Linked DNA regions of Homo sapiens: all the other regions are linked to region 7. The links are chromatin loops, found by intact Hi-C in ENCODE. Cell type or tissue: mammary epithelial cell. All regions are shown on one strand.

Region 1 (4,000 bases), 380 kb after region 7:
CTCACGATCGTGACTGGGTTCTTGTGAGATCTGGTTATTTAAAAGTGTGTGGCACCTCCCCCCTCACTCTCTCTTGCCCTTGTTTCCCTCTATGTGAGATGCCTCACTCCCACTTTACCTTCCACCATGACTATAAGTTTCCTGAGTCCTCTTCAGAAGCTGAGCAGATGCCAGCACCATGCTTCCTGTACAGGCTGCAGAACCATAAGCCAGTTAAACCTCTTTTCCTTATAAACTACCCAGCCTCAGGTATTTCTTTATAGCAATGCAAGAACAGACTAATACACCCAGTAATGGGATTGCTGTGTCAAATGGTAATTCTGTTTTTAGCTCTTTGAGGAATCGCCACACTGCTATCCACAATGGTTGAACTAATTTACACTCCCACCAACAGTGTATAAGTGTTCCTTTTTCTCTGGAACCTCACCAGCCTCTGTTTTTTTGAACTTGATGCCCAGGTGTTGGCTATACACGCTAAAGTCTGAGAAGCCCCGGGCGAGGTCACAGTCATCTCCAAGTATGATCTGCCAACAACCTGCTTCAGAAGTCCTTGGGGCGTTGTCTAGAAAGCAGATCTCCAGGCCCTACCCCAAGCCTAGTGAAACAGAACCCCTGGAGGTGGGGCTCAGGGACCCATATTTCATACAAGATCTCCCAAGAGATTCTGGTATGCACTAGAGTTTGGGACAACTGACATCTTCCAAGAAACTCCCTGCTTGAGGTCAGGAAGCCTGACTGGCTGGGGAGTCCCTCAACTTCTTCTCGGCCTCAGTTTCCACAAGAGAAAAGCACCCATTCTAGGAAGCTTACTGAGTGTCCACTGAGAAAGTGGATGGGAACTGCTGTGTAAATGACAGCTGATTATGTAAATCTGAGTGTTCTTTGCTGAAGGTGACATTGTCATCCCAGGCTGGTTCCACTGAAATCAGAGAGACATTGGGGGTTAGGAGAGCCATTTGGGGGGTTAGTAGACCAAGATTCTAACCTGAATTCACCACCAACTTACTACAAGGCCTTCAGCAAATTAGACTACCCTGTCTGGTCTCAGTTTCTCAACTTTCTCACCACCAAGCAATAAAGTTGTAAAATGTGCAGGATAATCTAACCAAACTTTGAGACCTCCTAGGGCCCTGGAATCTGTCATTTGCCCTCTAGGTGGAAACCATCTTCCCAGATGAAGACAGAGGCAGAGGGGTCTCTGACAAGAATGGCTTCAAGCCTACTGGGGGGCTTTAGGAAGAAGGGGCTCTGTCCGCTGCATGTTACAGACATGTGTTTACAAATCAGTCCCTGGCATTCTTGGATTCTTCTGAAACTCTAAAAACAAAACCAAAAGGAAAACAAACAAAATTGATTCTCAAGTGGCTCAGAATCCCCCAGCCCACCTGGCCTTGTGCTTGCCCACCAAGGATTCCAAATATAACCAGCTGACCCAGATTCCTGAGCCAAAGGGCCTCCATTGGAGTTGCATAGGGCAGAGCAGTCGGGAGGAACTTTAATGTTACACTGACCCCCTGTGGAAGTCAGAGGCAGCAGCCGCTGCTCGCACCTCCAGCAGCCCCTCTCCCCTCCCCCCATTCTCCCAACCGAGCACCCCTGACAGCAGCCCCCGACCCTCTGAAGGAGGGCCACCCACCAGCTGCCGCCTCTGAGGCAGAGACCACTGGCCGAATGCGAATGCATCCTGGGGAACCCCCGCCAAAGTCAGACAGAGGACAAAGAGAGGTGGTAGGTATGTCCTCCATTCCAGCTCGCTGCCACCCACCAGCGCACCGTCTCCTGCATGGACGTCGCTACCACCTTCTCAGTGGCCTCCCAGCCCCCTCATTCATCCTCCTTTGGGGCGAGGCCTCTTTCCTGCTCAAATGCCTTCGACAGCTTTCTGTAGCCTAGGGATTAAGTTCAATCCTCGGTCTGGCTTCCAGAGGTCACCAGGATCTAGTCCCAACCTAACTCTTGAGCCTCCTTGCCCAGGCTCTGAGAGGCCAGGAGCACCCAGTTCTTCTCTCATCCCAGTTTCCCACCTCAGGCTGCCCCTCTCCCTCCTGACACCTCCCTGCCTGCCCCTGTCTCCTCTTTCCAGTCCCTCCCAGACTTCGAAGCACAGCAGAAATGCTGCCTCCCGGAGACACCTTCCCTGGTCACTCAAGCTCTTTACAGTAGCAGGAGGTCAGAGGCCAGCTTTGCACCAGCTCCTCCTGCCTCTTGCCAGATGTGCTACAAGTCACTTCCACTCTCAGAGCATCAGTTCTCTCAGACGGAGATGGAAATAATAACCCCAGCCCAGCCTAGCTCAGGGGACGGGTACTGAGATGTCACAAGATAATGGAGAGCTCTGAAAATGGTTAAGTATATGCCTACATTACCTTATGTTACAATGGTTTGTACCATGGTGGGTTTTGGGGTTTTTTTTGGTTTTTTTTTTTGGTTTTTTGTGTTTTTTTTTTTTGTTTTTTGAGATGGAGTTTGCTCTGTCACCCAGGCTGGAGTGCAGTGGTGCACTCTTGGCTCACTGCAACATCTGCCTCCTGAGTTCAAGCAATTCTCCTGCCTCAGCCTCCCAAGTAGCTGGGGCTACAGGCACGTGCTGCCACACCCAGCTAATTTTTGTATTTTTAGTAGAGATGGGGTTTCACGATGTTGGCCAGGCTGGTCTCAAACTCCTGACTTTAGGTGATCCACCACCCTCGGCCTCCCAAAGTGCTGGGATTATAGGCATGAGCCACCATGCCCGGCCTTGTACCTCATTTTGCCTTGCATCAGGTAGGGATTTTGTTTCACACACTAACCTCAGATAACTGAGAGTGGCCACTGGAGCCAGTGAACGGCAGGGTCAGGCCTGGGACCCTGAGGTCCAACTCTGTGTTAGATGCTGGAGACACCAAGATGTCCGCAAAGAGCCCTCCATCAGTGAAGGAGACAGATTCATGAGGATTACAATTCAGGTTGATAAGGGCTGGGACAGAGGTAGACAGGCACCTAGCAGGGCCCTGGACCCGGTCTCTGGTGTTAGGAAAGGCTTCTGGAGGAGGTGATATCTGAACTGGGACCTGAAGGACCAGGGTGTGTTAGCCAAGAGAAGAGCATGAGGATGGGCAGGAGAGCTACAGGTCTCTGCGTGCAATGACCCCAATGCGGGGACACCTTAAGAGTGCAGTGTGGCCAGCAACGCAGTGGGGGCCTGATCATGCAAAAGACTCCAAACATGAGCACAGTGGGCCCTCTGCCAGCTTCTGAAGAAGAAAATGACATGGCCAGATTATTATCTGAGAAGCATTCCTCTGACTTCAAGATGCAGAGCAAATGTGTGACTGGGGACAGGGGGGAGCCAGAGAGAGTGTGAGGCAGTCATTCCAGCCAACAAATTCCCCATCTTTGGGCTCCGATCAGCAAAGGAAAGCCCCACTTAATGCTGCAAGGGGAAAGGCCTGTAGAAATAAGGGAACCACAAATACACTCAGATTCACAGGACCCAAGAGGACCTTAAACATGGTCCCTTCCAAATCCAGCTCCCAGCACCTGACTTCTGTCTTCATCCTTCAGCCTCTGCGTGCCGTCATCCCCGATCAGGGAACTTGTTACCTGCCCAAACAAAGCATTTCCCAAGGAGAAATGTGCCCCAAAGCATATGGGGATGATGGAGACGTGCTGAAAAAAAAGGCATTCTCTGAACCATGAGCCAAGACACGTGGGAGTCATTAGTGCGCAGAGCCCAGAATGGTGAGCGCATGTCCCTCACTCGACCTCTGCCCCATTCTGCCTGGTTATGCCACATTCCCCTGAGACCTGCAGGCATGAGATGTCAGTGGGAAGGAAGAATAAAACCCGCCAGCATGAGGCCCCAGGCCAATGGCCATGGCACTCACAGGTGAGTTGGGCCGGAGGACACAGAATCCTGTCGATGAGAATGAGCTTCCGGAAAGGGGAGGTGGCATCAGCATCCTCAAAGGTGAGTTTCAGAAAAGTCCTTCCGATGTGAGGAGGAGGATGAGTGGGAGGA
Region 2 (4,000 bases), 410 kb before region 7:
GCTTAAGCTAGCAGTCTAATTAGAAAATGACTATAATTGCAATGGAAGTGATATTTGTACAGAGGCAGTACTGATGAGGATGCTGAGAGATATTTAGGGGCAAAATTAACATAACTTGTCTGGATTTAGCCAGTAAGAGAGAAAACAGAACACTCAATGTATCTGCTTATGTAAAGACAGATAGACCTCTACTTAGGGTAGAAGTGAGTGCCCCATCCCCAGAAGCATTCAAACAGAGCATAGATTCCCACCTGACAGGTATTCTGCAGACAGCAATGAATGGAAATAGAAGCAGATAAAGTATCTTCTAGCTCTGAAGGCCCACAGTGCTATGGCTCTGTGATCGTCTTTATCAATCTAACAGGCACAAACGATTTGTTTAGTCAATGAGGGATATAGACAAACTTCACCCCTCAATATGAATCACCTTAATTTTGCAGAAAGCTGTCTATTTTCTATAGTGCTCACATCCATTATCTCTCTGAGGAGCCTGGAACAGGACTCAGACCTGAAACACACTGGACAAACATGAGACGGTTATCATTATTTTAAAAATATGCTTCAGTTGAATATAAAAGTTCTTTACATTATTTCAAGTTTAGTGCAGTTATTCTGACTTGGGAACAGCAAATTATTCACTTCTATACCCCTATAATTTCTTGGACAATAGTTGGCACATTGCAATAGTACACAAATATTTGTTAAATCCTAGCAATCCAGCAGAAGCCAGCTTGGAAAGCATTTCCTCCACGTGGCCTTCCACCATGATGCTATAGAAAAGACCCGCTCGTGTCATCACTGGCTCCCACTGCAATGAGAACAGCATCATTGTTGATAATAACAGACACCTTTTTTTGGTATTCCTTGTGTGGCAGGTGAGGTGAGGGTGAGGTTCCTTACAGACATTCTGCACTAAGCCTCGCAAGGACCTAATGTGTTTCTCTTTTCTTTTCTTTTCTTTCTCTCTCTCTCTTTCTCTCTTCCTTTCTTTCCTTCTTTCTTTTTTTGTCTGAGAGAGGGTCTCACTCTGTCACCCAGGCTGAAGTGCAGTGACATGATCACAGCTCACTGCAGCCTTGGCCTCCTGGACTTAAGCAATCCTCCCACCTCAGCCTCCCAAGACTACAGGTACACCACCTGGGACTACAGGTTAATGTTTTTTGTTGTTGTTGTCGTTTTGGTTTTTTCTTTTCTTTTCTTTTCTTTCTTTTTTTTTTTTTTTTTTTTGAGATGGCATCTCCCTCTGTGGCCCAGGCTGGAGTGCAATGGCACAATCTCGGCTCACTGCCACCTCCGCCTCCCAGGTTCAAGCAATTCTCCTGCCTCAGCCTCCCAAGTAGCTAAGATTACAGGTGCCCACCACCACACCCAGCTAATCTTTGTATTTTTAGTAGAGACAGGGTTTCACCATGCTGGCCAGGCTGGTCTCAAACTCCTGACCTCAGGTGACCTGCCTGCCTTGGCCTCCCAAACTTCTGGAATTACAGGTGTACACCACCACTCCTGGTTAAGGACCTAATGGGATAGATGCCATTGCACTGCCCATTTTACGGATGATAAAGTTGCAGCCCAAAGAAGTGAAAGGCTAATTTTATTTTATTTATTTTTTAAAGACGAGGTCTTGCTATGTTGCCCAAGCTGGACTTGAACTCTTGGTCTCCTGTGATCTTCCCACTTCAGCCTTCAGAGTAGCTGGGATTACAGGCACCTGCCACCACACCCAGCTCACACAGGCTAATTATTGAATAACCCCTGCTTTTCCAGCAGACACAATGAGGGCATTTTTGTATCTGTTTATTCAAGGAGGGAGACATTGGGGCTGTTAGGTGTGCCTGGACTGGTAATAAGGTCTTTTATCATAACCCTCCCAAAGTCTCAGGGCGGCTGTGGCCAACACGCGTCTCCAGGCCCACAGGCTCTGAGGCGGAAACCACAGTTCCAGGTCCCCAGGCTCCAGCCGCCAATGCGGCTACCGACCAGCAGAGGGCAGCTGCGGGAAGCCGTCCAAAGGCGGCCTCCACCCCCATTAGTGCCAATTAAGCCGCGAGATGCAAGAGGCGAGCGCGTGGTGAAAGAAAACACATCTACTTCTGGGTTGAGCTAGGCTGGGTGATCTGCTGGGAGGGACGTTGACCTGCTTCCAAAAAGCCGGCTGGATGGTGCCGTGGTGGCTGCCTGCAAAGGAACACCGGCCTATGGGAACCAGACCCTGGGGCTTCCCGCGAGCTTCTCTTCCTCCAGCCAGCAAAACAGGAAAAGCCTGGCCCAGGGACGGAGGGAGATGTTGTGGAGCAGACGGACTGGCTGGAGCCAAAGGGCAGCCTCTTTGGAGCAGAAAAACAAACCCAGACATATCAAGAGATGCACAGGATGTCCCCAAAGCGCGTGCTCACGAAACAGGGTGAAACACACACACATTCAGAGTGAGCAACAGTCCCAGCCTGACTGATAAAATCCGGACAATCTCAAGCAAATCGCGATGGTTGGTTACTTGTCAGCTGAATACACATGCAGGCTGTGTACATCCACAGGCACAAGTGTATAGATGTAGCACAAATGCCCCCTGTCCCCCCGCCACCGCCACCAAATAAATGCAAATGTTTACCCACTCAGGCATAGGCACATTGAGACTGGAGGCTGCACTGGTTTGAATTCAGAAGGTCTAAATTCCAGTCCCAGCTTTGCCCCAAATCTGTGCCACCTCGAACAAGTTACCAAACCATTTTGGTTCTCAGTTTCCTCATTTGTAAAATGGAGGAGTCAAGCCCGTCAGGTTTCTTAAAATTATACAGCTTTAAAGCATTAAGTTCTCCAAGGAAGCCTGGGACTGCTTCTTATTTCTTCACCAAATCTCTAACCTTAGGGGAGGAACCAGCAAGATGGCCCAGTCCAAGTCCCTGGCCCCAAACCATTTCATGCAACAGCTCTATGGATGTTCTTATCTATCTGACAACCTGGAAATCTTTAAGTCAGCGCGTGTATGATCGTCTCCCTGTGAACACGATCGTACTGAATATGCAATTTCTTTTTCTGTCCTCCTTCTTCACTTAACTTTAGTACAGAGCATAAGAATTTCACAAACATGTTTTTAAATGGCCATGAAATGTTTCCTTAAATGGATAACTGTACCCCTCAGTTCGCTTTTTCTTGCGCGCCTCCCCATGTCCACCCCACACCCTGCGTTAGCTACTATAAATAATACTCCACAAAAAAAAAAAAAAATCTTCATGCATGTATCTTTTTTCTATTTTTGGATTTTTTTCTTTAGAAAAAAAATCCCAGAAATTAAATTACTAAAATTATATCTTATTTTAAGAGTCTTCATGCATATTGCCAAATTGTTTTCCAGAACGGTCGCCCTAGTTGACATGTCTACCAGCAATGCGTGAGATTCTTTATATCATCCCATTCTCAAAAGCATTGACATCCTCTTGTTTTTGTTTAAACTTTGCTAATTCAATAGGCAAAAAATGTTATCTCATGGTTTTAATAAGCCTTTCTTTGATTATTAGAGAGAGTGAACGTTTTTTTTTCTTGTGTTTGTTAACCAGTTGCATGTATTTCCTCTTTTGAGAATTGTCTGTTCTTGCCCTCTGCTCACTTATCTACTGGGTCTTAGTGAATTTAATTGATTTGCATGCGCTCTTTACATAATAAAGATAGTAATCCTTTGTCATATTGGCTGTGGGTATTTTTCCAGTTTGCTTTATGTATTTTCCTTTGTGATTTCTTCTATCACTTCTAAGCTTATACAGCCACCCCATCCTCCAGAGACTTGATAAATATTCATTTCTAATTCCTAGTATTTTTTTCTCCTGGGATGATTTGATTCTATAAGCTTAAGATTCCATGAGACCACAAATCTATGATTTTGTGCTTCCAAGATGAGTACTTCTAGCTCCTGATTTTCTTTCAAGGCATAGAATCCCTAATTTATTTCATATTTCCTTTTTACACGTCCCCACCCTTTGGATTATAAACTCCACGAAGGCAGGGACTG
Region 3 (4,000 bases), 590 kb before region 7:
TTTTGTGGGTTTTTTTGTTTTTTTTGTTTTTTTGTTTTACAAATTTATTTATACCTAGTTATCACCCTGTACCTTCTATGCTAGCAAAAATGAACCGCTCACTGCTTCTTCATTCCCAGCTTCCTTTTCTCTGTGCATGCTGGTCCCTTTATTCCCAGGTCTTTTTCTCCCTAGCAGCCCATCATTTCTGCATGACCAAATCTTACCCTTCCTTAAACATTTAGTTCATGTGCTTTATCCGTGACCACTTCAGTTAGGATAAAGCACATTTTTACATGAAGTGTACAAAGCTGTGCATGATCTGGCCTTAACCTTCCCTCTAATATCATGTCCCCTCTCTCTACTCCAGTCACACTGGCTGTCTTCCAATCACTAGAGTTTACCAAGTTCCTTTCTGCCTCTAGGCTTTGTGCTTGCTTTCCACTCCTAGCCAAGTCCTACTTACCCTTTGAGTATCTGTGTAAATGTCACTTCCCTGACCCCCAGAACAAGGCTCTCATTTCTCTCACAACCCTGAATGTCCCTGTCACAACATGTATCATCACTGTAATTCAACAATTATCAGTGACATTATTTGTTTTATATATGTTACCCCAGCTAGAACTAAAACTCAAAGGCATAAAAGATATTTTCATGGTGAGAGCTTGGTACATGAAGACACAGTGTATTTGTGTGAACTATGCCCTATGTCCCAGGAACTGCTCTATGTACTTCACAAATGTTAATTCATCTAATCCTTTTAACACCCCTATGATGTCATTATTGTCATTATGATTATTACCTCCATATTCAGATGAAGAAAGTTGAGGCACAGAGAGGCTGAACAAATTGCCCACTATCATATGTCAGAACCAAAATTCGAACTGAGGCCACCCTGCTATAGAAGCCAAACATGGCCGCTAAGCTACCTAGCCCTTTACATGGGAAAAGCCCAATACAAATGTATTCAATAAACAGAAGTTTTTTCTCAAGCCTTCAGTCTTTAAGTTATCCATTCTCCTCTAACTCTGTGGCATTCTTCACTTTCTTTCATGACGATTATTTGCATATGTGAACCTTGCTCTTGGTATTCCCAGCTATCGGCTCTGGTTCTTCAGCAAACATACCGAATCTCTGGAGGCATGCTTCTACCTACTAACTCCTTGACCAGGATTTGGACCCTTCTTAGTCTCCCATCAGGCTCTCCCAGCTGTGAACATGGATGTGTTTGGACACGAGAGTGTGCAAAATGATTTTGTTAGACATGCCCAGCTTTCTCTCTCTCTCCTCCCTCTCCTTTCCATGTTGCTAAAGTTCTAGCTTCGTTAAGCCTGCGCTTGCCCAGGGCTTTGCCCTGGTGACATACAACTTCCAAAAAAAGGTTTTAGGAAAGGTGTTGAAAAAATATTATCCTGTTTGCCGAAGCTCAAGGAACATCCCTATTGCAAATTCGTTCAATATTCTACTTGAATTAATAATTCAGTATATGCAAGTTCTCTTGAAATCTCAGATAGTATCTTCCTTGTTTTGCTCTGACTTTTTGGTTTTTGTTTTGTTTTGTCTTGTTTTTTTAGCAATCTCACTTTTTGTGATGATGGAAAGATGAGGTAGGCACACCAGGTAGCCCCTTTATAGAGGTGACATAGAGGCTTGGGGACAAAGAATGGCTCATAGAAGGATAACCCTTTGTAATGATGGACCCACAGCTTGAACCAGGTATTCAAACTCATCAAGGCTGGTGTACTGCTTCTCTCTTTATTTCTGTGTTAAACACTGCTTTAGGTGGCTTAATGATCAATCTATTCCACTTCAACTCATTCCCTCCTAACTCCTCTTTCTAACAGGCAGCTCCTATCATTTCTCTCAAGCTCTGCCACACTCCACGAGGGGGAGCCCTACTTAGGTTATTTTTAGCACGTGCCTCCTCATGTCCATTTCCCTCTTCTGCTGTCAGTACCTTTATTTTCCTTTAGGAAACCACCCTTCTAAGTTTCTCACTTCATTTTGTTCTAGAGGTGCTGCTCCTATCCCCTGGCTCTAGGGCACATGACCAAGGTTGGCCAGTCAGGGTGTTCTATCCCACTGGTCACCGTGATTGGTATAGGCATGGAGATTGATACCCACTGGTCCCAGAGAGTCAAATCCAGAATGTTTGCTGGACCCATTATTAAAAAGTACTCCTAAAATCAAAATAGTGATAATGGGCATATTTAGCTGGTAGGATTCAAACCTGGAGTTCTGAAAATGACCTTTGCCACTGCAATGAAGAAGTCCGACTGGGAAGGAAGGAAACATGGAATGGATCCAGAGGTTTCTGAAGTCTTCAACACATACTTAACTCTACAAACCAATCGCTTTCCTTTCTATTTTAAACAATTTGGTTTGGGTTTCTGTCACTTGCCACCAAATGTATCTTAAAGCATTATAAATCAGAGTGACAGAGTTTTAGATACAGAACTTTGAAACATTTGATTCAGAGAGACCAAAAGTAGAGAAATGAAATTGGAGCCAAGTGAATTTCTATTAATTCAATTCTACCTCTAGTAAGCCCTGTGCCCTACACAAGTCAAGTCTGTTTGTCCCTCTGGGCCATGTATTCTTAACCTATGTGGTAGGCAGAATTCTGATATGACACCTAATGCCCCCTGGCCATGTAGAATTCCTTCTACTTTGAGTGTGGGTAGAACTTGTGTATATAATAAGATATCACTCTTGTGATTACATTATATTATATGACAAAAGGGGGATTATTATCTTGGGTGGGGCAGCTAAACCATGTTAGCTTTGAAAAACACGTTTTCACTGGCTATAAAAAAGGAAGTCTGAGAGATGTGCTCCAGCTAGCCTAAAAGGAAGCAAACACCCAGATTGTGAACTGCCTATGGAGGATATGTAGCAAGGATCCATGAGTGGCTTCTAGATGCTGACAGGTGTCCCTGCTGACAGCTAGCAGGAATGACCACAAGAAAGGAAATTCTGCCAACAGCCAATGAACTTAGAAGAGAACACCAAGCCCAAATGACAACCACAGCCCTAGATGACCCGTTAATTTCAGTCTGATGAGATCCTGAGTGAAGTATCCAGTCACTCTGCTTCTGGACATCTACAGAAGCAGTGAGACAATAAATATGTATATTTTAAGCTATTACATGTGTGGGAATGTGTTGCATAGCAATAGAAAATTAATATACTCTATAAATATAGTTTTATCAAAATGTCTCCGTAGTCTTCCCTTTCAATTCCACTATCACTTTCTTAGGTGGCAATAACTTCTGGTGCTAAACTATCTGGGGATTCCCATAATACATCCCAATCCCTGATAATCCATCTCATGTCTATTCATAAACACCTTCCAAGCTAGAGAGGGAAAAAAACACCCTCCCACCCGACTTGCAAAGCTATTCCATCCAGCAACTTATTTTCTATATAAAGTCTTATCCTGTTGATGCAGTACATTCCATCTGGATAAACATAATTATTGAGGGTGGGGATGTGAAAATGAGTTTCCTTTGCCCCCACAGCTTGCTCCCAGTAAAATGGTCTTCTGATCCAGCGACATCATTTTTTGAAGTGTGAATATACACTAATTATTTTCAAGTCAGTGAGCTTAGTGGATGTGAAAAATAGACTTTGGAGTCAAATAAGTTTGAGCCCAAACCTGTCATCACACATTTTGGGAAGAAACACAGTAAGCCTTACCAGGAACCTCACATGCACCATTCTCAGTGTCCGAGTCTCAGTGTCCTTATTTTGCAAATGAGGATCCAACAGTTTACCCAGAACTTATGTTTTGAGCATCTTCTCTGAACCAAATATCTAGTCTAATGGCAATGAATAGGTTACTCTCTTTTGGAGCATATAATCTCATTAGGAAGTAATATTTACACTAATAAGGTTGTGGTAATGATTAAATGAGATAAGCATTTAGCATGGAGCCTGACAGCCTCATTCAGTGGGAGCCATGCTTGGAGGGGTTATGGCACCCAAAAGGAGCTATATGATTATTAATAACAGTATTTAT
Region 4 (4,000 bases), 510 kb after region 7:
GGAGCTCCAACACAGGTGAGGAGGCAGAGCAGGCACAGACGGCTACAGAAGGTGACCTCCCCACGCAGGGCAGAAACACAGAGAGGCAACTGTTTTGGGGATTAGCTGGGCTGCCTGACAAATGTAACATTCAAGCTAAATTCTAAAGGACTGGGAGGAGACAAAGTAGGGGAAAGGTTGGGAATAGAAGGGTAGGAAACACAGGTGAAGGTACAGGCAGGAACACACAGCCCAGGGAACGATAAAGAGCTCACTATGGTAAGAGCAGAGGACATATGAGAGGGAGAAATGAGGGGTGATTCTTTTTTAACTTTTCATTATAGAAAATTTTAGACATATACAAAAGGAAAAAAAAAAAACTACTGTAATGAACCTCTCCCCCATCTACACATACCCCAGCCCCAACAATCAGAGAGCCAGGGCCAATCTTGTTCTTTTGATATTCCCACCCACGTCCTCAGCTTCTGCACTGTTTGGAAATGAATCCCAGACATCATATCCTTTCAGCTGTACCCATCCCACTGTGTAGAGAGAGGTGACCAACACTTGTAATCCCAGCACTTTGGGAGGCGGAGGTGGGTGGATCCTGAGGTCAGGAGATCAAGACCATCCTGGCTAACATGGTGAAACACCATCTCTACTAAAAATGCAAAAAATTAGCCGGGCGTGGTGGTATGTGCCTGTAGTCCCAACTACTTGGGAGGCTGAGGCAGGAGAATCGCTTGAACCCGGGAGGCGGAGGTTGCAGTGAGCCGAGATCCTGCCACTGCACTCCAGCCTGGGCAACAGAGCAAGACTCCATCTCAAAAAAAAAAAAAAAAAGGACTTCTCAATTCTGAGAAGTCCCTGAGGCCAACCCTGTGTGTACAGACACATGGACAGAGGCCCAGAGCAGCACTTGCCTGTGGACACAGAGCTAGAAAGTGGGAGAGTCAGGGCTAGAACAAGGCCTCTATCCTAGAGTTGGCTCTCCCCACCACACCTTGCTGGCAGCAACTCATTTCAGCAATTCTGCAGAGATAGGGAGACTTGCTTGAGTCCCAGGGTTCTGTCACTTGACATCTGTGTGACTTTGAGCAAGTCACTTACCCTATCTTAGTTTTCATGACCTTATAGAAAACACAGGGATAGCATTATTATTACTTCACAGAAAGGCTGTGAGGATCATATGAGATAATACACATAGAAGCACTTTCTAAATATATAATAAAGTATTTTTAAAACCTGAGTAATCATGATTTTAAAACCTGAGTAATCAATTTTGTTGCCAAAAATCAGACAATTCTTGATAGAAAACAGGTATATGTGACTATCAAATAGGGCAGTCGCCACCCAAGCTTTATAAGCTCCATAAGCAAACTGGCAGGGCTTTGCTGCCTTAGAGATCAGCACTGATTGAAAGGGTGTGTGCGTGTATGCGCGTGCATGTGTGTGTGTTCGCATTCACATGTGTGATGTCCAGACAGAAACGCTTACCTGTCTGATTCCTGCAGAGATTTGACCAGATGGGTATAGATGTCCTGCTCTTTCTTTAAGACCTGAATCAGCTCTTCATAGTCTGATGATTGTTTCTTTTCCTGGAAATGACAATGGGCATTTGACATTAAGGAAAGAATTTTGAAAGAGTACATCCTTATATTATGCAAACATATGTAGCTAGTCCCAGTTTTTAAAATCAAACGAAGGTGAGAGAGGCCCTGTGCCTGGCTCTGGCTCAGGCCACAGTCAGAGAGCACCACCTTCAGGAGGAGTGGGGAATGACTGCCCATCACTCATCCCAGAACAAAGCAGAGAGCTGAGCTTCCAATACTGCTTCCAACAGCTGCTAGGAAGACGCACCAGCTATGGGATTAGCCCATCATGAGTCTGTCATCCCTCAGAGCTGCTGTTCATCGTTTTTAAAACACTACAAAAAAAATATCTTTCCATATTCACTGTTGCTCCAAAGAAGAGAAATTCACAAACCAAAACCTGGCAAGTACTGGGGACTAGGGATTTAGTTACAGTCAAGTAGAAGAGGTCAACTGAGGTATTCTTGGGAGGCATCCAGAACACAGTGATGATGAAGAAATCTGAGTTGGATCTCTGCCACTTACTGGAGGTATGATCTTGGGTAAGTAGCTTAACAAAACTCTATGAGCTTCAGTCTCCTCATTTATGAAATGTGGATGTCATTTTATGAATTCACATTCACAAATGTGAAATTTTTTAATGTTCAAAATTTGGTTCTGCCACCTACCAGTTCTGAGACTCTGGGAAGTTACTTACTAGGAGCCTTGGTATTCTCACCTGTAAAACTGGTGGACAATTACCACTGCCTTATGGAGTTACAGAGCAGATGAAAGATAAATTGCATACTGTAAGGAACCAGGGATACCTGGAGAAATGGCTGATTCCCGTATTAGGACAAGGAAAATCAGGAACAATAAAAGATATGTGTATAGCATTTTATTGTGCCAAAAAATGAGGAAGTGCTTATAGAACAGTGGTTGCCAGGGGCTGGAGGGATGAGGATATGGGAGATGTTGGTGAAAGGGAACAAAGTTTTAGTTACGCAAGATGAATAAATTCCAGAGATGTAATATACAGCATGATGACTATATGTAACAATACCCTGGCCAGGCACAGCGGCTCACACCTATAATCCCAGCTCTGTGGGAGGCCAAGGCGGGAAAATCACTTGAGGCCCGGAGTTCAAGACCAGCCTGGGCAACATAGTGAGACCCCCGCCTCTACAAAAAAGTAAAAGATAAAAACATTCGCTGGATATGGTGGCATGCACCTATAGTCCCAGCTATTTGGGAGGCTAAGACAGGAGGATCCCTTGAGCCCAGAAGTTTGAGACTGCAATGAGCTAGGATCATACCACTGCACTGAAGCCTGGGCAACAGAGCAAGACCCTGAAATAACAAACAAACAAACAAAAAATACTGTATTTTACACTTGAAATGTGCCAGGAGGGTAGATTTTAGGTTTTTTCATCACACAAAAAAAGGTAACAATGTGAGATGATCGATATGCCAATTAATTTGATTATGGTGATCATTTCACAATGTATATATATATCCAAATATCTAGTGTACCTTAAATACATGCAATTTTAATTTGTCAATTATAACTCAAAGCTGAAAAAATTTTTAAAGAAATGCTTAAATAATGATGGAATGTTGTCAAAAGGACACACAGACCCAGTTTGGAAAGGCTCCCACAAGCCAAATCTGGGATGATTTGAGCATTGAAATAATGAGTAATGGTTTATAACCCACTGATAATAACTGATAGTAACAGATTATAACCCACCAAATAAAACAGGAATTCATAAATCCATATTGATATGAATAGGAGGGAAAAAGAGTAGGTTTTTCTTTATAGAAAAATGATGATGACTAATAAATGTAAAAAGAATAATGGAATTAGAAAAATCACCCTTCGCCAACCATCACAGTAATAAATAATTCAGCCAAGAAACACAAAAGGATGCTAAAACTAGTAGGTAAAAGTCAAGATGTTTACATAGACTCAAAACACCTCCCCCAAAATACTTATTAAATACAAAGGGAAAAAAGCATAACTAGACAGTCAAGACACCTGGCAGACACTATCTTGATAAAGTTATCAAAGTTAGCATGGCCAGTAATGGGGCAAATCCAACTGTGTACCATCAGACAGGACACAATGAGAAGAACATAGCATCGCTACTGTGATATTCCTGCCAAAGATGCATAAACTGAATCTAATCAGCAAGAAAACACCAGACAAACAACCCAAACTGAAGGGACATTCTATGGTATAACTGGCCCAGGCACTTCAAAAGTGTCAAGGTTATGAAAGTCAAGGAAAGATTTTAGAACTGTTCCAAACTAAAGACTAAAGAATCAAGACTATTAAATGCAAGGCATGATCCTGAATAGGATCCTTTCACTACAAAGGGTGTTATTGAGACAACTGATGAAATTCAAATGAGTCTGAGGATTAGAAGGTAGCAATGAAGGAAATCAGT
Region 5 (4,000 bases), 170 kb before region 7:
ACTGGGTCACAATATAAAATGTACATCTTTCTGGAAGTTGTGGTCAAAAACATTTGAAAACATTACTGTAAGCCACTGAGCATAGCCCTTCCCTGGATGACTTCTACAGAACTGTTTCCACCTTTTAGATCTAATGGTTTGTGAATATAAAACTTTGGAGGAGGCACATGGCTGTGATTATTCTGACGCTGAATGTGTCCATTGAGGAATTACCAAGGAAAACGCCAAGCATGGGACCTTGTCACCTGGGTAAACTCCTTCTCATTCTATGGGAGACATGTGGTTCCAGTCTGGGCCCTGGAAGACCTGTGTCTGGTGGTGAAGCTGCAGCATAGGGTGCTACTGCTGGAATCCTGCTAGAAGAGATGGGTCCCCTGGGATCTCCAATCCAGCTGGAGAACTGAATTGCCATCTGGTAAATCACAAGACAATTTTTGTTCTTGCCAGACGCACCCTATCAGCATGGAAGATACAGACAGTCTTCAACACATAAACAGGTTATGCTGCCAAAAGTGCCTTCGTAACTCAGATGTTTGGAGTTTGGAACACATCATCCCATAGAAACAAGGATATAAATGGAGGTTAGGTTTCCATGTTTTAAAACTCAGAGGGTGTGTGACATGATGTATATTTTGTGTGGTGAACTGGGTAAGAACACATTTGCTAGCTGTGGGAACTTGTGTTTAAGTTCCTTATGCTTCATGAGTCCTACTTTATTTTCAAAGGGGATCACTAAGAGCTGCCTTTTTGTAGCAATGTAGGGGTCATTGTGTCATATGTGTGCAGGGCATCTAATACTAGGTCACTGTGTCTCTTGTTATCATTACAACATTGTGACAGAGAAACCACTTGTGACCTTGACCAAGCATGTAAGCGCTCTGAGACTCAGTTTCCACCTGGGTGAAAAAAATGACAACATTCACCTCACAGGGTTATTAGAAACACAAATGAGATCATGTACACACAACACTTAGTACAAAGTCTAACACAAGAAGAGTGTTTAACAAAAAGTGGGGACGTCTTTGCCTTCTCAGAAATGCCTGGCCATATCTGCATACAATTCTGGATTGATCTAAATCAATCATTATTAATAATCCTATGCACCAGAAAAATTAAAATTGGTAAGTTCTATGGCCTGAATGTTTTTAGCCTCTCAAACTTCAGATGTTTAAACATAATCACCAATGTGATAGTATTAGGATGTGGGGCTCTTGTTAAGTAATGGGGCCATGAGGGCAAAGCCCTCATGAATGAGGTTAGTGCCCTTATTAAAACAACTCCAGAAAGCTAGATCACCCCTTTGTCCATGTGAGAACATAGTGAGGATGTGCCATCTATGCACCAGAAAGCAGGACCTCACTAGACACTTATCTGCTAGCAACTTAATCTTGGATTCCCCAGCCTCCAGAACTGTGATAAATAAATTTCTGTTGTTTATAAGCTACCAGGTTTATGATATTTAGTTACAGCAGCCCAAACGGACTAAGACAAGAATTTAGCCAATGCCTCTTTGTGTTCAATCCCATGCTTGGCTTCGTGTGACATAAATGAGAGGTACATGCTGAGGTCTCTCAAGCTAAGAATGTGATATGGAAATGTTGCATAAGTGCGCATTGAAATGGGATCAGAAAACACTCCAAAGATGATAAAGAAGGCAGAGAAAAAGAGGGTCAGGGGCATGTTTCAGGTTGATCATGCAGCTCACTGGTCCAGCTGAATTGCATACCTACCAGAGAGATGGTGATACAAAAGTGGGCATGATAACATTTATCCTTCACCCATCGTTAATAGTCCCCAGGGAAAACCTCGGGCCAGATGCTCAGCAGAGGAAGTGTCCTTGAATTTTGAAAAGGAGGAAGAGACCAATGGCCATGATAACAAAGTTCCACGTAAGGTCTCACGTTTCACAAAATCTTTACAATACTCAAGATGATCTCTCTGGGGAAGGTGAAAGGAATTATAATTACATCTGTGAAGAAGGCTTGAGAAGGGAAAAAAAATCCTGCCATATGGTGTGTGGAAAATGTTTTGGAACTGAATAAAAAATATGGCGGGTGTTTTTCTCCTCCCATTTTTGTTTATACATCTACGTTATGCAGGCTGACTGGGGAACACGGATAAGTTTTTCTTTCAGAATAGAAATGCACTGGGTAATTTAATTTTATGACCATTAATAATATGGGTCTCTCCCGGCAAGCAAAGACATTTACAAACTTATAATCAGATTTTGTGATTTAGGTGTAAACCAATCATCCACAAGAGGCTGGGAGATATTTCCATCCCGCTTTCCCATTGCAGTGGGATTTCATGAAATGCAAAAAGGAGATATAGTAAAAGGTTCAGGATCCCAGAAGGAAGGAGGGAGAGAGCCACTGGTTTCGATGGACAGTCCATCCTATGAAAAGAATTTTAAATGGTCAAGAGACAGGCATTCATAGGTATTAACCATCAAGTGTGTTCTAGACTCTGTCCAAATGGGATCTTGTCGAATGTTCCTATCAACTCTGTGCTGCAGACATTGACATGCCCATTTATCAGATGAGGAAGTGGAGGTCACAGAAGTGAAGGGAAGTTGTTGCTCCTACTCACACAGCTACCCAGTAACAAAGTTCAGATCTGACTCATCACCTGCCTAACCTCTGCCTTTTACTCTTACCACCTTACTTATCTGTCATAAACACATTCTACACAAGGAATACAATTTAGAAAGAAGATTAATAGGTAAGCGTTTATACTGCAAGACAAATTGAGTCAAGCATTATAAAGGAGATACTAGAATCATCCAATAAGACTGTAAATAAAGGTTTTTTAAAAAAAATATTATTAATGATTGATATTAAGGTCTTGGTGTACCAAGTGTTTTATAATGCATTACCTTACTAAATCCTCACAGCAATCTAATGAGAGGAACACTGTTGTTTAATTCTGTTTAAAGGTGAGAAAACCAAGATTTAGAGAAGTTAAGCTAATTAACCACACTCACAAAGGCAGTAAATAACAGTGCTAAGTTTCATAAATTCTAGTTCATTTTCAAAGGGGGTCACTAAGAACTGCCTTTTTGTAGCAGTGTCGGGGTCACTGTGTCATATGTGTGCAGGTGTTCCAATACTAGCTCACCATATTGTTTCATTCTGTCACCCAAGCTGGAAAGCAATCATGGCTCACTGCAGCCTTGATTTCCCAGGCTCAAGCAATCCACATCAGCTTCCCAAGCCACTGGGACCACAGGTGTGCACCACCATGCCCACCTATTTTTTTAAATTTTTTTGTAGAGACGAGGTCTTGCTATGTTGTCCAAATTGGTCTTATACTCCTGGACTCAAGCGGTCCTCCCATCTCAGCCTCCCAAAGTGCTGAGATTACAGGCATGAGCCACTGTACCCAGCTAGTACTAGGTTTTGAAGCCACATCTGTTTCACTCCAGAGCTCATCTTTTTAGTATCTCATTGTATCACTACAGAGGAGTGAATGATATTAGAGAGATAATTTGAAATCCATTTTTTTGCACAGAATAGTTAAAAGGTCTCAGGAAACATGGACATTCTCAAGATTATTGAGAAACCCAGTTTGGCTGGATTGTAGGGGGCCACGTTGAGGAGATTAATTCATTCAACAAGACTTTACAGGGCATCTTTCATGTACTACACATCATCCTATATCTGGGGATACAGGAATGGATAAGATGCAGTCATTGCCCTGGCATGTCTGATATTCAAGTGGCAGTTAGATTGTAAGTTCCATGAGGATAGAGACTTGGGACATAGTATGAGCTCAATAAATATCTGTGAAACAAATGTCAATGTGAAAGACATTCTACTGTGTATCAGACATTGTCATAGGTGCCAGGATGGTGCAGTAAATAAAACAACAAAAATACTTGTCCTGTTAGAGGTTGTGTTCTAGTGAAAATAAAGTAAAATAGAAGGATAGGGAGTTATTGTTGCGGGGGAAGTTAAATAGAATTGTCAAAACAGACCTCACTGTGGTGCTTTGAGTAAAG
Region 6 (4,000 bases), 560 kb after region 7:
ACCGAATGCGCATTCCATCTCCCACAGAGGAGTCTGGTTGGCTAATTAAAGCCCCCTCTTCATGTCCTGTCACCTCACCTCAGTTTCTCTCTCCTTTTCTTCCCTTGGAGCAGCACAAAGTCCTCGGAGCTCTCCAGATGACACATTCTCATCAGGACATGCCATCTGAGATTTCTCCTCTTTAAGGCACTGAATTAAAGCTTCTTTGCTCTTCAAAGACAGCTTCAACTCCTCAATCAGTCTAAAAGAGAACAAAATTTAAATATTAATTCTAAGCTGTTCTCTTAGCTCAGTGGAGCTGGAGGAGGAAGGAAATGGGGCCAGATATCTTCAAAGTAGACATATACAATGGCTGAACACAAACAGAATCACATTTTGCAGGTAGGAGATTAAGCGTCAGAATTCGTGTGACATTAACTGGTCCCCTGCCTGCCTCCAGCCTGGCTCCAGTCAATTCAACTCTGAGCTTCTGGACTCTAGCCAAGCTGTGCTCCTGTTCAAATACCTTCAACGGTCCCCACCAACAGCAGTGGACTACTAATTTCTTTGGCCAAGAAATCCTCTCTCCAAAAGATATGTCACTGAAACCTAAGCAAACAAAACCAATGAAGCAGAGCTGTTCCGATAAGTGTGGAAAAAACGGAATGTCTTGCCAAGACTTCTCAGGGCAAAGTTTAAAAACACTGACTTTCAAGATAAAACCAACCCAAATATCCAACAATGACACACTGGATTAAGAAAATGTGGCACATATACACCATGGAATACTATGCAGCCATAAAAAAGGATGAATTCATGTCCTTTGTAGGGACATGGATGAAGCTGGAAACCATCATTCTCAGCAAACTATCACAAGGACAGAAAACCAAACACTGCGTGTTCTCACTCATAGGTGGGAATTGAACAATGAGAACACTTGGACACAGGAAGGGGAACATCACACACCAGGGCCTGTTGTGGGGTGGGGGGAGGGGGGAGGGATAGCATTAGGAGATATACCTAATGTAAATGACAAGTTAATGGGTGCAGCACACCAACATGGCACATGTATACATATGTAACAAACCTGCATGTTGTGCACATGTACCCTAAAACAAAGTATAATTTTTAAAAAAAAGGAAAAAATAAAAAAATAAAAAACGGTGAAACTCCTTCCCAGGCATTCCAGGTCCTAGGTCTTAGGGCCTACCAGATCAGAGGGCCCTGCCGACAGCTTCAGTCTCATCTCTCACGGGAAACCATCACCCTCTCCATCTCCACTCAGTAGCCTCACTTTCAGTTCTCTCCCGAAGCCAGACTGTTTCATGCCTCTACACCTTTGCTCGTGCTATTCCTTCTACCTAAAATGCCCTTCCCCACCCTACCCCCGCCTCACCCCCACCTCTACCTGACAAACACCCATTCATCCTGCCAAAGCTAATTAAGCTCCCCTCCAGGAAGCTTTGCTACCTGCACCCCTAGTGCCCCACTCAGGAACAGCTGAACACATCCCTCTCTGGGCTGTGTTATCAAATAACACAATATAATTACCAAATTATCCCATATCAACTGCCCCTTGGCCATGGCAAGTAATTCCATCTCTCTGAGCCTGTGCCTCCTCAGCTACAAAATAGGGGTGACTTGTGATTGTGGACCAGAGACAAGCTATTTAAAACAATCTTGCACTGCTCCTGGAATATGGTGGAACTCAACAAATGACAGTTGTTATAATTATTACTTTTTTTTTTTAACATGTAACAATTAGCATTTTGTCAGAAGACCCTCAGAATAGCCTTTCTGCAGCTAAACCAAGAAAGCAACTTAGTTTGGGAGAAAGAAGAAAGATTTTGCAGTCAGACAGAGCTGCCCTAGTGAAGCACAGCTTCCTGGGATGAAGGTAAAGAGGGAGACAAAGGTAACTAAAGCACCTAGCAATGCACTAGGAGACAAGGTGCCAGGCAGCACCAGTGCAATGCCCCAGAAAACCTGGAAAGAGGTGTAAGATTGCCCTCTAGGGGCTCAACTTTGAAATCGTCACATAATCAATGGGAGAGGTAGTCACCGAACTATATACACTTAAAATTGAAGCACTGTGTTGTATGTAATTTATACACCAATAAAACTGAATTTTTTTTTTTTTTTAGTTACCTTAAAGCAAGTTCTACATAGAGAAAAGAAAAAGTAGGCAGGCCTGGTGGGGACTCCTGTGGCCAAGCTGGAGCACCAAGCCCATCTAAGGGGAGGGGTAGCCTCAATCCAGCAAGATGATACCCAGGGCTGCCAATCTCCTAGGTTTTAAACAGAAGGTGGAAATCCAGACTTCTGCATGAAATTCAATTTTTTACATACTGGCAACTAATTCACACTTTAAAAAATACTGTAAGCCAAACAGATCATATCTGTTGGCATATTTGATCTGCAGGACTTCCCAGTATTAACTGCCTTAAAGACACAGAGCAGCTCAAAGGCCAGATTGAAGACAATAAAGTAGCTAAAGCATGCACCTTTAAAAAGGGTGGTGGGAGCCCAGAAAGATATTGGCAGAGTCCATCCACGTGAGGGGTCCCTGGGCCCTAAAGATTCAATACCTTGCCCTGCCCAACAGTGAGTCAATCTGTGTCGCAGATCTGGATCCGTCTCACCAGGGCAAAACCAAGGACTCTGGCTCCAGTTTTCTGCTAACCATCTGACCTTGACTTAGCTTCCTAGGCAGGCCTGCCTTCAGGGAGGGAACACGCTGATCCTACACACCCAGGAAGGTTTCACCACAAAGAGGGCCACACCCTGAGCAAAAATCCAGAGCTGGCATCTGACTGCTGCACTGATCTCTGGGAGTGCGCCTGGGACACAGCTATCCCTGAGAGACAGCTGCATTCATAGGACTGACATGTTGGGTTTTGGTGCCTCTCCAGTCAGACCTATGGGAAATCCCAGGAAGATGCCGCCTTTAGCAAAGCTCTGATCCGACATCCATGGAGACTCTACCACCTAGAACACAGTAAGTACTTGATACACGTTAACCCTTCCCAAAGTCCCCCTTCCAAAAAAAGATGAGCAATTAAGCTTCTGTGGCACATGCTAACAGGACCACTCTCCTCTAGGATCACCTTAAAATGTGCCAGGCTCTGTACCTTTACGTGCTGTTCTCTCTGCTAGGCAAAGCGTCCTCACCCAACTCGCAGGACTCCTTGTCTGACAAGCCCTCCCCATTCCACGCCCAGGCAGAGCTGATCACACCTTGCTTTTGTCACAGCACGGAACCCTGGGCTCACCTCTATCACGGCATCAATCACGACATATATTTTTTTTAACATCTATCCCCTCCCACACTGAGAGCACCATAGAAGCAGGACAACGTTCAGCCCTGCATTCCCAGCACGCATTCCCAAGGCCACACTCAGTAGTTGGTTAAGGAATGAATCTATACTTCCTCTAATTCAAGCTTTAATTCATACACCCAACCACATCCTAGACTCTACTCACTGAAGCTCACAGGCCCTCAAACCCAACATGTGCCAACTGAAGGTATCATCTTCCCTCTCCCTCCACCCAAAAACATTTCCTCTTTTTCCTTTTCCCCCAACAAAATTCAATAAATTGCACCACCCCACAGCTGCTCATGTTCAAAACCTGGGCAAGGGCCAGGCACAGTGGCTCATGTCTGTAATCCCAGCACTTTGAGAGGCCGGCAAATCACCTGAGGTCAGGTGTTCAAGACCAGCCTGGCCAACATGGTGAAACGCTGTCTCCACTAAAAATACAAAAATTAGCCAGGCTTTTTTGGTGGCGGGCAACTGTAATCCCAGCTGCTCAGGAGGCTGAGGTAAGAGAATCACCTGAACCTGGGAAGCTGAGGTTGCAGTAAGCCAAGATCACGCCACTGCACTCTAGCCTGGAGGACAGAGTTAAGACTCCATCTAAAAAAAAAAAAAAAAAAAAAAAAAATGCCTGGGCAAGGGTGTGTCACTGTAGCTTTTCCCCTTATCCCCCAGATCCAGTCAGTCACCAAGCCCTTCAAGCC
Region 7 (4,000 bases):
GAGGATGGAAGAAAGGTAGATATGCAAATAGCTGTCCAATCAAAGTCACCCAGCCTTAAGGTAAAGGCCTTTGCCTTCCTCCAGATTCACTGCATTCCTGTTACTACTAAACTTCTTTAGGATGAGTCATGATACATCAAAGATGCCAGCATGCCCCTCTTCACCTTCTTAATCCTTGGAAAATTACAGCTTACGGCAGAGGCTGCTAGAGGGCCCCCTAATATCCATGCTCCCCTTGTTTCATAACAACAGAATCTAGCTGCCCAGAATAGAGGGTACATTCTTCAGCTTCCCTTGCAGCTAGGTGTGGCCATGTGACTTAATTCTAGTGAATGGACGCAAACACAGGTGTTGAGTGGAAACTTTCACAAACCTCTCTGAAGATACAGTTGTTTGTTGGGTATCGTCTGCCCTTTCCTCCCTGCCTTCCTCCATAATTCTGTGACAAACATGGATATGATGGCTAGAGTTTCTCCTTGGACCTTGAAGTCAAAGGGCACATCATAGAGATGGTGGAGGGATGAATTGGAAAGAGCTGGGTGCTATCACATGACCAATGGTATGACCACCACTTGATTGGGAGGTAAGTGGCAGGTAAGGGTTGAGATTAGTTGTCAATCTAATCATCCCTTGCCTCCACACCACCTCAGGTAAAAGATCTGGAAACTTGGAAAGATCTCAGCCACCAGGCTGATGACTTCAATGCTAGAAGAATGATACTTTGTTATTGGACATCTCTTTAGAATTGCTCTTCCTGGTTTCTTTCATGGGCAACAAGTCCAGCCACTAGCAGCCGTGGACTTTCAAGTGAACAAGAAATAAGCTTTCACCCCATTTAAGCTACTCTGTAAGCACTCTCAGCTGTGCCTAATCATAACTGAGACCAAGTTCCTCTAATTCCTGACATGAATTCTACAGGGTGGGAGAACTGAGTCCCAGAAAGGGGATGTCCAAAATTCGTAATTAAAATTGAAAAATTAAATTAAAATATAGCAGGCTTCCCAACTTCCAGCTTTCACTATATTCATTCTCCTACTCAATAAACTTTTCTTGAACACAAACACTGTATCAGGCAGTAAACAGGTACTGAGTAAACAGAGCTGAGTAAATCAGGTTACTCTTGTCGGGAGCTCACGATCAAGAGAACAAATAGTAAAATTACAGTCTGAGAAGTGTTATACACATGCACGCACACGTGCACACGCACACACAAGGTAATGTAGGAACCCAAAAGAGGGAGGAGCATCTAACTGCTCTCAGGAGAGAATTCACAAGGGAGGCAACACTGGAGCTAAATCCTTAAGAAAGAATAGGAGTTTTCCAGTTGTGGAAGGGGGAAATGGCATTTTAGGCAAAAGTATGCAGGCCAGAGAGAACATGGAACAGGTGCTAGGCATAATAATGTCCTCCTAGAGATGTCCAAGTCTTAATCACCAGAAGCTGTGAATACATTGCCTTCCACAGGAAGTGGGGATTAAGGTTGCAGATGGAATCAGGGTTGCCAGTCAGCTGGCTCTGAAATGGGCAGATTAGCCTCAATTATTCAGGTGGGTCTAATATATAATCACAAGGGTCCTTAAAGCAAAGGAGGAAGCCAAAAGCTGATCATGGTTGAAGAGTAGATAAAGTGTATGAAAAGAGGTTGCAGATATGGGGGGGTCCATGACCATAGAGGCTTAAATTTCAAGGCAGACATTTTGAAATGCATAGGCAATGGGAAGCTGCTGAAGGATTCTAAGGAACGAGTGAAGTGGTCAGATTGCATCACAAAGAGGTCGCCAACTGGTGCAGAGGAGGAACTGCCAGAAGGCAGGAAGACTCCTGGAGAAGAAGTTGCAGTGGTCCTAGTGAGCCCCCCTGGTGAGCTGGGGCCACAGGGGGGCTGCCTCCTCTGGGCCCTTAGGACCCATGGGCCCTCCGCACCACAGCACTGGCTGCCAGGGGCCATGTTATGTTCCCCACTCCTTTCCTAGTGTCCTTCTGGAGGCAGCCTCTGCAGTGAAAAGCCGGACTAGAAGAGAGGTGGGCTTGAGACCTGCTCTACCATTTACTAACTCTGGGGCCTGAACCAAGTTACCTCACCGCTCCGCGCCTCAGCTTCCTCATTTGCAAAGCAGTGATGACAATCCTCTTTCAGGGTGCTTGTTTGGCATGACACTTACCAAGCCTCTCCATGCTTCCTATGAATGGCTGCATCATCCCGAAATGCTCCCTGCTGAGTAGACTATTCTCCCCGTGCTTTTAAGACTCCCACGTTGATTTCAGGAGGAAGCAACCAAACTGCAGACTTGGCCCTCGAAGCTCTCTGGAGCTGTGCAGTCTCCGGGCCGGTGTCCTGCACTATTGCTCAGAAGGCTGGGCGCCATCTAGAGGGCAACAGCGGCAACAGCCAGAAGGCAAGGAAAGCCGCAGTGATTCCCAAACATAACCAAAGGGGATGCGGGGAAGCCTGCTTCTGGCTCTGTGGGTGGATTCTATAATAAAATGAAATGTGAGATCATAGAACCTTTTAATTCTAGCATGTAGGAATTATGAAATTATAGAAAAATTAACTCTCTAAGCTATAGGGGTGGAGTCTTAGAATCACACAGTCTTTGACTTTTAGAAATAGAGAATGCAGTATTTCTAGTGTCTTCAGTTCTTATACCCCTGGGTTACCCCTTGCCTCAATAGAGTACAAATTCAAACTTTGAACATTGACACCCGGATCTCAGCCTCCAACACCTCACCTGCTTGACCGCAGCTCCTCCTTTTCTGACCAGTCACCCCCAGAAACCTTCCAAGGATGGCTCACCACCAGCCTCTACTGCCAGAACAAAAGCCCCTTGATGTCAAGGACTATGCCCTTCACCTCCTATCACCGGCACAGGGCCAGGCTCACAGTGGTGCAGGAAGGCAGCATGATCCCACTGTCCTCAACAGCAGAAGCCTATAGGTTCAGATCCCAGCTCCACTACTGGCTAGCTGGAGCATAACTTAACTTCTCTGGGCCCTTTGTTATTTATCTGTAAAATGGGAAATATCATAGTATCCACCTCACGAGGATATTAGGAGGCTAAGTTAACATAATCTATAGAAAGTACTGAGAAGGATTTCTGATACGTGATAAATGCTCGTGATAAATGCTTGGTAAATGTTAATGGTTTATTTTATTTTATTTTATTTTATTTTTTTAGATGGAGTCTCACTCTGTTGCCAGGCTGGAGTGCAGTGGCACGATCTCGGCTCACTGGAACCTCCGACTCCCTAGTTCAAGCGATTCTCCTGCCTCGGCCTCCCGAGTAGCTGGGATTACAGGCACACGCCACCACGCCCATCTAATTTTTTGTATTTTTAGTAGAGATGGGGTTTCACCATGTTGACCAGGATGGTCTCGATCTCCTGACCTTGTGACCCACCCACCTCGGCCTCCCAAAGTGCTGGGATTACAAGTGTGAGCCACCACACCTGGCCAATGATTCTGTTTTTGTTTTTTTTTGTTTTGTTTTTTTTGTTTTTTGAGACAGAGTCTCCACTCTGTCGCCCAGGCTGGAGTGCAGTGGCACAATCTCGGCTCAATGCAAGCTCCACCTCCCGGGTTCATGCCATTCTCCTGCCTCAGCCTCCCGAGTAGCTAGGACTACAAGCACCCGCCACCACCCCTGGCTTTTTTTTTTTTTTTTTAGTTGAGAAGGGGTTTCACCATGTTAGCCAGGATGGTCTCCATCTCCTGACCTCGTGATCCGCCCGCCTTGGCCTCCCAAAGTGCTGGGATTACACCCAGCCACCGCGCTCAGCCCAATGGTTCTTGATTATCATTAAAGTTGGGTTGAACTCTATGGGCAATATGGCAGCAAGGTGCCTTAGTTCGGAGACCTGACCAAACAGTGAGGGAAGCAAACAAGCAGGAAGAGGACCATTGGATATTGAGCACCCATGTGTGACAGGCGCATGCTAGGTGCCTTGCGTGTGGCTTATTAACTTCTGAAGGCAGGGCTTATGCTGTGTGCCAGCAGCTCAG

Evidence for each region. Peaks named below come from ENCODE experiments on the same cell type or tissue, not always from the same donor. Only the 100,000 strongest peaks of a DNase experiment are listed, where the experiment ranks them.
Region 1: it touches region 7 in a loop (9-fold over the local background); 19 of 110 quality-filtered maps call a loop at or near these places.
Region 2: it touches region 7 in a loop (9-fold over the local background); 71 of 110 quality-filtered maps call a loop at or near these places.
Region 3: a loop joins it to region 7, with 8 times the contacts of the local background. A loop is called at or near these places in 4 of 110 quality-filtered maps.
Region 4: a loop joins it to region 7, with 13 times the contacts of the local background. A loop is called at or near these places in 31 of 110 quality-filtered maps.
Region 5: it touches region 7 in a loop (2.5-fold over the local background); 6 of 110 quality-filtered maps call a loop at or near these places.
Region 6: a loop joins it to region 7, with 8 times the contacts of the local background. A loop is called at or near these places in 7 of 110 quality-filtered maps.

Annotation. Positions count from the first base shown.
Region 1 is chr9:120,347,541-120,351,540 of GRCh38, forward strand. The region is part of intron 2 of LOC105376253 (a long non-coding RNA gene); the gene reads right to left. Among named protein-coding and RNA genes, the nearest start is that of MIR147A, 100 kb to the left of the region's middle. In mammary epithelial cell, a CTCF peak has its summit at 1,530 (motif pointing left); no DNase peak of the experiment used is centred here.
Region 2 is chr9:119,554,263-119,558,262 of GRCh38, forward strand. No RefSeq gene overlaps it. Among named protein-coding and RNA genes, the nearest start is that of BRINP1, 190 kb to the left of the region's middle. RefSeq lists enhancers at 1,646-2,166, 2,117-2,166. In mammary epithelial cell, a CTCF peak has its summit at 1,984 (motif pointing right); no DNase peak of the experiment used is centred here; H3K4me3 peaks cover 211 bases.
Region 3 is chr9:119,374,195-119,378,194 of GRCh38, forward strand. No RefSeq gene overlaps it. Among named protein-coding and RNA genes, the nearest start is that of BRINP1, 6.8 kb to the left of the region's middle. In mammary epithelial cell, a CTCF peak has its summit at 1,864 (motif pointing right); no DNase peak of the experiment used is centred here.
Region 4 is chr9:120,475,874-120,479,873 of GRCh38, forward strand. It overlaps CDK5RAP2 (CDK5 regulatory subunit associated protein 2), which reads right to left. Exons shown (of 38, transcript NM_018249.6): 15 at 1,477-1,577. Among named protein-coding and RNA genes, the nearest start is that of CDK5RAP2, 100 kb to the right of the region's middle. In mammary epithelial cell, a CTCF peak has its summit at 1,743 (motif pointing left); DNase peaks (open chromatin) are centred at 1,758 and 2,048.
Region 5 is chr9:119,793,021-119,797,020 of GRCh38, forward strand. No RefSeq gene overlaps it. Among named protein-coding and RNA genes, the nearest start is that of LINC01613, 140 kb to the right of the region's middle. In mammary epithelial cell, no CTCF peak of the experiment used is centred here; no DNase peak of the experiment used is centred here.
Region 6 is chr9:120,529,900-120,533,899 of GRCh38, forward strand. CDK5RAP2 (CDK5 regulatory subunit associated protein 2) reads right to left here. Exons shown (of 38, transcript NM_018249.6): 8 at 79-241. Among named protein-coding and RNA genes, the nearest start is that of CDK5RAP2, 48 kb to the right of the region's middle. In mammary epithelial cell, a CTCF peak has its summit at 1,974 (motif pointing left); DNase peaks (open chromatin) are centred at 1,982 and 2,742; H3K27ac peaks cover 1,971 bases.
Region 7 is chr9:119,966,932-119,970,931 of GRCh38, forward strand. LOC107987122 (a long non-coding RNA gene) reads right to left here and starts at 2,614. Exons shown (of 3, transcript XR_001746919.2): 1 at 2,163-2,614. RefSeq lists an enhancer at 1,431-1,931. In mammary epithelial cell, a CTCF peak has its summit at 2,373 (motif pointing left); no DNase peak of the experiment used is centred here.